Linked DNA regions of Mus musculus: region 1 is linked to region 2. Evidence: chromatin loops called from intact Hi-C (ENCODE). Cell type or tissue: left cerebral cortex. All regions are shown on one strand.

What was found. Hi-C counts contacts between places; a loop is a spot of excess contacts. Peaks named below come from ENCODE experiments on the same cell type or tissue, not always from the same donor. Only the 100,000 strongest peaks of a DNase experiment are listed, where the experiment ranks them.
Region 1: it touches region 2 in a loop (2.1-fold over the local background); 2 of 42 quality-filtered maps call a loop at or near these places.

Annotation. Positions count from the first base shown.
Region 1 is chr5:5,117,931-5,122,930 of GRCm38, reverse strand. All of the region lies in intron 6 of Cdk14 (cyclin-dependent kinase 14), which reads left to right. Among named protein-coding and RNA genes, the nearest start is that of Gm30151, 250 kb to the left of the region's middle. In left cerebral cortex, no CTCF peak of the experiment used is centred here; a DNase peak (open chromatin) is centred at 3,038.
Region 2 is chr5:5,264,187-5,269,186 of GRCm38, reverse strand. All of the region lies in intron 2 of Cdk14 (cyclin-dependent kinase 14), which reads left to right. Among named protein-coding and RNA genes, the nearest start is that of Gm30151, 100 kb to the left of the region's middle. In left cerebral cortex, a CTCF peak has its summit at 2,508 (motif pointing right); DNase peaks (open chromatin) are centred at 2,507, 3,171, 3,554 and 4,229; H3K4me3 peaks cover 2,468 bases; H3K27ac peaks cover 2,615 bases.

The DNA.
Region 1 (5,000 bases), 150 kb after region 2:
ACATGCTAGCTGAGCATGGTGATTTTGGTTGGGAATAATTCCATTAGAATTTCAGCAGGGTGCTCCATGTTTGTCTAATTGCCATTACTTCTATTTAATGACTTCTCTTCAACTTGAATATTCTGTTGTTTTATGTAGAAGCAAAAAAAAGTTACCATAGTGCAGCTGCAATTTCACTGGGTCCATCTTTTCATCGTGGAATCTCACAATGTCTCATTTTTTTAAAATTATTTTAATTCTTTGTGTACATTGTATGAATTTGTGTGGTGTGTGTGTGTGTGTGTGTGTGTGTGTGTGTGTGTGTGTGTGTGAATTCACATGCGTGTCCATGAACATCCTTGCAATGTCATAGCACATACATGTGACCATTAGAGAACTTGAGAAAACAAACTCAGCTAGTTAGACTTGGGTGACAAGCACCTTTACCCACTGAGACATCTCACTAGCCTAGTTTTAAATCGCTGTGTAATAGCTGTAACATAACATAACCCACACTGCAAACTCACTCTTTGAAGTATTCAGTTCAGTGATTGGTAAAACACTCTCAGCCATAGACTTATTTCCACTGTCTAGTGTATTGTAAGCGAGCCAAGAGTGCCTTCACAGTTGTGAAATCACCACACCACTACTCCTGGTTACTACTCATCTACTTCATGTCTCTAGAGATTTACCTGAGCAGTTCATGCAACAGGAGGCATGCTAATGTGTGACCTCCTCTGTGGCTTCTATCCCTTGTGTAACACCACTGAGTAATGTAAGCTCCCCCGTCCTGTAGAGTCTATCAGTACTCAGTCTTTTGTAAAGCTGAGTAGTATTCCATCATGTCTTGCTTATTCAATCACCCATTGGTACACATTTTTTCACTTTCTATCTGTTGTGAATAAGTACTGGTGGTGTGGCCATTTATGTAATTACATGCCTTCTGAGAGCCCGTTTCCATTCTTTTGGGTCAAATTGCTGAATTATTTTTTAGCATAGCTTTCCCTTTCTGAGAGACTACTAAACAGTTTTCTGAGGTCATCCCCAGGTTAAGATTGGGTGAGATATATGTGTCTCTACTTCACATTTTCTTCACTTATCCCCACTGCTTATTGTGCACATGATGGCTGTTCAGAATCACCATTCGAGTTTCATCTGAGTCCTGCTGGGTTGAATATTTTTTAATGAATATATTTCTGTTTTAAGCATTTTTTAAGGTTTTAAAATGATTTCTCCCTTTTATCTTCTCTATGCTCTATATTTTCTCTCTGTAGGATTTAAATATCTGACCTTTGGGTTGCTTTTCAAGTTTTTTATTTTTTATTTTTTATTTTAATCTTCTTTTTTTATTTATGCTGCTTTTGATTCTCTTTTCCTTTGGCTTGGGGTTACTGGAAATTTTCTCATTTTTATGTTTTACATATTTTAATTAAGCTTTCATGTTTTGAAATTTCTAGTGTTAGGCACTTGTGATATATTCCATTTATGATATATTCCATTTATGAATGCTCTTTTGATTTTAAAGCTACAATAGCATGTTTTATCCACTGAAAATACTAACAGTAGTAATGAATACTAGTGGACCTATCTTCCCCTGTTATTTATAATTTTTTCTTGTAGTTTGCTATGGCTGCTGTGTAATTTGAAAGACTGGTTAGATACTTGGTACAGAACAGTCTGATTGACATCTCACAGTGTGTCAGTAGCAGGTAGCCTCTGATTTTCAGCATAAAAGAGAAGTACTCCAACTTATGGAGGTGCTCTGGCTGTTGGTACCCACCTTCCCTGATATTCTTGATTGCCAGTAAAGCTTCTTCCAGTACTTCTTCGAAAAATTAATTTTTTGAGATTTTCACTCAGAATATTATGATCATTTTTATATATCCCTATCCCACCTCACCTAAGAGCTGCTATTCTTCCTTATCCACTCGACTGGGTGTGCTCAGTTTTTCTAAACCTATAAAGTTCAGATAGTGTTGCCCACATAGACTTGTTGTGTGGCCATTCACTAGAGCATGGCCATAGAGTCAGGAGTAAGGAAAGCCCAGTGATGAATCCTGTGGAAATGATTAGGGGATCAGCTACACTTAGTATTCCTACTTTGGATTCCTATAATCTTACTTGGTTTGTTGGTTCTGATGCCTTATCTGCATTTTAGAAAGGGGCCTATCTGTAAACAGTGGGAAGATTAATCTGAGGCTTAGGTAGCTACTGAGGACTTTCAATTAATTTCTCATTTCAGAGATGTCTAGATATAGACTTCTCATGTCTTAGTGTCCCTGCCCCTGACACTTCTATACATCAACAGTATTGCTTCTAGACGCTCTTCATTGAGTTGGGAACATCTGTCCCTTTGTGTTTTACCATGCTAATGTAGCTGTTATTTGCTTTGGAGCATCTAAAATATGTCAATGTATGGATTGACAGAATATAAAGTGGATATTTTTTCTGTTTGTCATCCTTACATTGGAACCTCATCTATTGTTAGAAAGTTCCATCATGGATGATTCTTAAACTTGAATTACAGAAATCACTGCATAATTCGTTAATTTTTGTTCAGGTTAATGTTGTGAAGCATCCAACAATTTGCTATTCATCTATTGTTAAGAATTTATCAAATGTGACAAAGGTCATGAGAGTGAAGATAATCAAGTTAACAGTGCTATATTACCACCCAGACCTTAAAATTTTAGAGGTATAAACAAGATCTACAGTGTATCTTTATTAAGATTTTTATTTGGGAGGAATATTAATCCTTGCTAATTGTCATTTGTTATGGCTTGTCTCAATGGTTGTATGATGGTGGTGTATGTAGAAATATTTGTTCATGTTGTAGAGAAATATATTTTTGGCACTGAACTTTCTTCTTTTATATCGCTAAGAAGCCTTTTCTTTTTCCTTTTCTTTTTTTTTTTTTTTTTTTTTTTTTCTGAGTCAGAGCTTCAATATTCTGAGTTAAATTCCTGGTTCAGTGTGTAATTTACTCTTTTCTAGCTACCACATACAATCCAGATTTAAATCCTCAACAGATGCCCATGCTTCATTCCCACTTCATAATCCAGAATCTAAAAGGCTAGTCAATCATGACAACTGTTTGCTAAGCGCGAGCTTTTCGTTTGGTGGAGATTTCATTTTTCCTTGCTATATAACCTGCTTTCCATCTTGGATATCCAGTTCGCCATCCCTGTTTCTTCCATGGCCAGCAGCATCCGGAAGCTCAAGTTTATTCTCTTTTCTCCCCTTCTTTATTACTCTCTAGTTTTCTTGGATACAGAACAGAAGCAGGGATGACCGACAGTGCTAGTTATCTAGTTAGAAATTTAAGAATACGTTGAGGGTAGCCATCTAAATCTAACAATAGAACAGAAAGTCAACATTGCTAAAAGAATGAGCTATGGGAGAGAATGTAATTATTTAGAGTATTTATTAGCGGGAAGTAAAAGACAAATGGTCTTTATTTATAAACACAAAACCAGATTTCAGCCCACTGAAGAGTACTGTGAGTTGACGGCTGAATTTTAAGGGGTCAAAGGACATTTCATCCTTCTTATTTTTGATAATAGCATCTGTAAGAGGCCAATGAGCAGCCTTTCATCCCACGGGCTACAGCAAGATTTTGATTATATGTGCCTCATACTAACATTGTAGCAGATTATCTCTAATTTCATTTCAGTATTCCACAGAACAGAAGTGTGGATGTGTGTGTGCTTATGAATGTGTTTGTATGCACATGAGTTTCACAATACAGTAAGTTTTCACTAAAGGATCTTAGAGAGTGTGGCAGACACACAGAGAGGAAGACCATTGTGGGAAGCCGCCCTCACATTCGCCATTGCAAGATGGCGCTGACATCCTGTGTTCTAAGTGGTAAACAAATAATCTGCGCATGTGCCAAGGGTAGTTCTCCACTCCATGTGCTCTGCCTTCCCCTTGACGACAACTCAGCCGATGGGCTGCAGCCAATCAGGGAGTGACACGTCCTAGGCGGAGGATAATTCTCCTTAAAAGGGACGGGGTTTCGCCATTCTCTCTCTTGCTCTGGCTCTTGCTCTCTTGCGCTCTGGCTCCTAAAGATGTAAGCAATAGAGCTCTTGCTCTCTTGCTCTCTTGCGCTCTGGCTCCTAAAGATGTAAGCAATAGAGCTCTTGCTCTCTTGCTCTCTCTCTTGCTCTCTGGCTCCTGAAGATGTAAGCAATAAAGCTTTGCCGCAGAAGATTCCGGTTTGTTGCGTCTTTCCTGGCCGGTCGCGAACGCGTGTAAGAGACCATATTCTCTTTTTAAGTGAGCACTTGTCTAACTAATGGAAATATCTGGAGCTGTTATCACCTCCCATATTTGTCTGAACACCTTACCCCATAGGCCCACCATTCCCTTCCATTCTTTGTCTAGAGACCTGGGGTCACTAGGTGCTGGCAGCTTAGCTCACTGGTTCTGGGTCCTCTCTGAAGCAGCTGAGGGGAAAGAGCGTTGGTGGGGGAAGACTTGGGCTTGCAAGAGAAGAGGATGCTTTCTATAATGTTGCTTAACAGCCAGGGATTAAGTAAAGGGCCAATTGCTAGGGCTCCTTCATCTCTTGACCAAAAGTCTTGCCTCTCACTGACAAGGAAGGACGATGGTTTGGAGCAATTAACTTTTGTTGAACCCGGAGATGAGAGTCATACTCACAAAAGGAAAAACTTTTATACAGGCAAATACACATAAACACACATATACTCTTGCATTCATTCATACATATGTATTCGTACATACTTTAATATACTCTTGTTGGGGATAGCTACTTGTCTCATACTTACATACTTACACACACATACACACAAAAAACCCTATACTCACCTATGCATAAATTTTTGGTGGGTGAAGCAAATGCCGTCATGAGAAAGCTCCATAGAGCAAGCATTGGTGCAGAAAGAACTCACTCATTCTGTATAAAATATAAGCTTCAACAGTTACTGCTAGAGAAAGAAAATGATTCTATCCTTTTATTGCTAAATGAATTTTAAAAACCTGTATCATTGTAGGAA
Region 2 (5,000 bases):
CTGGCTTCATTTTCCTTTGATTTAGAAGTAGGTGGACTAGCACCTTGGTTCACCCCAGATATTAGGGGAATGAGTGAAGGCATGTAGCAAGCCGTGTGCTGTTGAGCATGAACGCACACATGCCTTTGCCAGAACACCTCTTCCTCTCCACCGGCCGCCTTTCCTTCGTATCCGTTGGTTGTTTATGCCCCCACTTTCTCCTTGTGATGTTAGAATTTCAGGACTAAACTTGAGCTCCCCCCATTTTACTGGGCCTCATGTCCAGTCCAGTCAATAGCAAGCATTGAAACACCTCTTTATCTGTCCACCCCCTAATTCCGTTGCCTTCTTTACGGTCTTGTCCAGAAATTTGTCCTTGCTTCCAGAATGTCTTCCCTTTCCTCCTTGTCCAGATTTATTTTCTATACCAGTTCCTTGTTAAAAACTGAAAAGCCCCACCTAGCCCACTATCTGTCTATAATTCCCTTAAGATGGACATTTTGAATCAAGGCAACCACCATTTCCCATGGGATAAAATGCCCGATTTCCTGGTACGCGACACACGACCATTTAAGCTCTACTGTTGAACCTTCTTGCTGCCACTGTGCTTGGCCATCGGCTCAGCCAGCTTCCGGCTGAGGCTTCACGTGGCTGCTCACGTGCTTTTCCCATCCAAGCAGAGCCCAGGCTCCTCAGATTTATGTTACTTACTCTAAAGAGTCTCCTGAGATACAGCAGGGAGCTTATGTCAAAAACTTACATCGCCAGGGATGCTTGGCGTCTGGGGCATGAGGATGAAATGTTTGAGGGCAGACATGGACCATTGAAGGCCATCCAGGGCTACATAATGAGACCTTCTGTTAGAAGAATAATAAGCATGTTTTATTACATTATTATAACTTGTTTTACTTATTTAGAATCATTTTCGGATAGCTTTTATAAGTGTTTGAAATCATTATCTGAAGTTTCTTTTTGAGTTAGATTTAGCCTAATCTACTTGCAAATTTAATTTTGGTATTTGATTATTACAGATAATTTCATGTCTTGCTTGCTATGCGTTTATATGTCTGTAATGTTAAGACATTAATATGACCTGTTATATGTCTCAGGTCCTTGTGAATAGTAGGCACTTTATTTGTCATCATTCCTTTAGTTCCTTGGATGTAGAGAATGTATGTAGCTGTTCACAGTGCTGTGTATACAAGTGCATGCTTGTGGAGTAAATAGAGAGGTGTTTTGTTTTGTTTTGTTTTGTTTTGTTTTGTTTTGTTTTGTTTTGTTATTTTTATGGTTTGTCGCATTAACCCTTTGCATACCACATTAGTTCACCCACAGTTTCAGGAAGAACAAACCATAAGAACTGTTGTGGCCAAGTGACTAAGCTGACATGGAACCTAAGCATTGAATTGTGGGAAGGAGTTTACCTAAGATAATTTTAGACCCAAAACATGGAGTTGGGAAAAATTGATGAGTTAGTTTAAGAATTAATCAATGTTTTTAGAGGCCTCGCTTTGTGTTACAGAGTAATGAAAAAAGCCGGTGATTGGCATGGTTTGTACTCAGAGCCTTAAAATGGGGACAGTAGCAATAATAAAAGAGCATTTTAGGATGTGACAGATAATTAAATCCTACATGATTCAGATTTGAAGCAGTGTTGGCTTTGCCAAAGAAGAGTTTGTGCATTGGAAGGATGAGCAACCCTATCGAGAATCTCAAGGCCTTAAAGATGTTTTGGACGACCACTACTCTTCAGGCACGTGGTTCACACAATTAAAATACTTTCTGATATTAGGGAAAAACTTGGGGTGGGCAGCTACCTTCATCAGAAAAGTGTTTGCCATGCAATACCAGAACCTGTGTAAAGCCTGGCATGGCAGCACATGAGGTTTTATTACCTTAGCTCTGGGGAAATGGTTTAGACCAGTGAGAAACTGAGGGGGAAAAAAAAAGGTGGACAGCTTCCGAGAAACAGCATCTGAACTTGACTTGTGGCTTGCCAAAGCATATTTATGCATACGCACCCCTCCCCCAAAAGTGTTTATTTCTTAGCTTTGATAAAGAAAAAAGCACATAATAGTTTTTATTTAAATGAAAATTTTATTTTTTTATATTTTATTTTTTCTTTCATGTTGCAGAAAAAAAATCAAGTTGATTATTTCTCAGGTGATATTTGGAGTGATGAGGATGACGTCTTATGAAGGAGAAGTGTTTCATTTGTATCCACTGGGCTGTGATGGGTGAATGGTCTCTTCCTCAGCCTCTGGCAACACACAGACTCAAGCCCAGCGCCTGGGGAGTACTGGCCACTCACCATTAGCACAGTAGTTACCGTCTCTCATTACTAAATTTACCATAAAATTGAATATTTATAATTATAGATTACCATGTTATTTTAAAATTTCTTCTGTAAGTTATTTTTCAGTTTTGCTGTACCTTACTCTAATTTTTGAACCATGGTGCTTCTCTTTCCAGGCATAGAAAATCCTAGTTCAAGTATGAGGGAGAGATCAGCCTCTCTCCTGTAGGGGGCGCTAAGAGAGTAGCAGTTAGTTTTCCTTTGCCACCCAGTACCCTCTGGCATGACTTGGCACAATTTACTTAAAGATTGCATGCCCTGGTTTGCAGGGTTTTGTTTTGTTTTGTTTGTTTGTTTTTTGGATTTTTGTTTTGTTTTGTTTTGTTTTTTGATGCTGTCATGGGTCCTAAGCCCATCAGTAATTCTTCAGGCTCATAATTATGCAACTGTCACTTTGGTTCAGTAAGTGCTACACCTGTGCAAAAAAAAAAAAAAAAAAAAAAAAATCTAACCTCCTGCATTTGGTGCATGGTAATTTTAGAGTCCTCATTATGCCTCATTTACATATGACAAACGTTATGCATATAGACACATCAAACCATTTCCCAAGCATTTGTAACATGAACGCTGGTAGCCTAAACTTGGCCTTCTCTAGGACCTCAGATGATGATTTAATGGCACTGTCACTCAGGATACTTTCTGGCTTTCTCTAGTGCCTTTAAAAATTGAATTGAGCAGGATAAAGTGCATCCCTTTGATTAAATGTTTTTCCTCATGTGCAATTACCGCGAGCTGTCTGCCTCCCGTTCTGTATGCTTTTGAAGCAGCACTGCATTGCAAATCAATATCTTTCTGGAGAGACAGGGTGTAGTGGATTGCCTGGACAGCATATGCGTGGTTCCTCTGGCTGCAATGCTGCTGCAGAGCCCGCTCACTCTGCCTTCCTGGGAACCCCACAGGCAAGTCCATCGTGTTTGGAGGAAGAAAAGAGATCATTCTAGGGAAAAAAAAAATTGACCTATTAAAGCTTTCAAGACCGACTGTTAGCATGTTCTTTGTGCTCTTCTGAAACGTTTTTTGTTTTGTTTTTTTGTTTTTTTGTTTTTTTGTTTTTGGTCTTGCTCCACTGAGATCAGCTTCTCTGGGTGATCTCTGGAATTTTTTGTGCTTCCCCCTTTCTTGGTTGTAGTACGGCCGTACCATTTCAGCTTGCTAGTGCAGAAAGATGTGAATTCAGTTGCTGTCTGAGGCTGGCTTGGTGCAAACACATTGCTAGAGATATGTTAAGGAGTTCCAGGTGAATCCGGCTCAAGAGAGACAACAGCATAAACGGTAAGACAGAGCATGCCTGAATCATAGCAAGGGCTTTAATTTGGAGCATCTCGGCAAGTCTGAATCCTGACTCACTCGTTTACAACTTGAAAAGGATTCATTCTGTGCATGTCATGCCACTCAGTCGATTCTATTTAACTGCCAAAACCAGCAGAGATTGATAATGGGGTATTTAAATTAAGGATCCGACGGGGTTACTCAGCGAATCCCCGGAGGCTCCCAAGGCTATTGCCTGGAGTTTGTAAACACCAGGAGCAGATAAGATGAAGAAAATGTTCAGTGACTGCTTCTTTGCCATAGCCGAGTCTGATTTCTTTGGAAACTAGTCTACCTTTTTTTTTTTTTTTATAGCTTAAAGAGATCTTGCATATGGTTTTGCCTGGCTATGCTTAGCTGAATGCCCTCTGAGTCAATCAACTGAAGGACGGGAGACCACTTTTCCTTTGGGTAAACTGATGTCTGTGAATTTAGCTGGATTGGGTCTGAGTAGAATTGATATCTCTACTATACTAGAAATCCGGGGCTGCTTCTCTGATCACCTTACCCCTTCTCCTCCTCGAGCCCTGACATGCACCTGCTTTGAGTGTGTGTTTCTGAGTAGAGGTCAGGGTGTTGCCACTTGGCATCTTTATACCTGTAATGGTTTTGCTCTCCTGCATAGAAGTGATAATTCTTCATGCAGTTCTGCTTGAAGTGCCAGCTAGCTCTACTAGTGGGCTGTTAGCATTATAGATGCTGATGGAGAACCCCTGCATACAAGAAAGGCTGGGCTAGTAGACAGGCTACACCAAAATGAGGCTTGCCTGTTCATGAAGAAGATGACAAGCAAGGTTGAAATATAAACCCTGACAGAGGATGAATATCTATTTACTTAATTAATTGGGGCATGGTATTAAGTAGCCAGGGGGGTTTGAAGTTGAAGGATATATTTTCATATTGTTTACATAAGAGACTAATACATTAGATGATCCTGTGAATTTGTCTGGGTCTACCTTTTATGTGGGTGCTAAATTTTAAGGGTGTCAGCATTTGATATTTTGCTTTAAAATATTTTACTTTGTATGTTTGAACTTAGGAATTAACTTGAAATGTGAATGTTGTAGTGAGTGAATATTAGTTGACCAGATTTTCAATAACTTGCATATTGATCAGAAAGTAGTTTTTATATAATTTTGTGATACAAAAAAGTAAGAAAGACTACTTCATTACCTTATAAGTTAATCGAGAAAAACATAGATGGAATCTAAGATTTATAGTAAGTGACTTATTGGAGGAGGAGCCTCTGTACTTATTAAAAATTAAGCATAAAACTGGGCTTTGATTTCTAGGAATGAATATTTGGATTTTGTTCAAAGGAGAGTTGGAATTTTCTTGTATTTCGATCAGTCGTTTA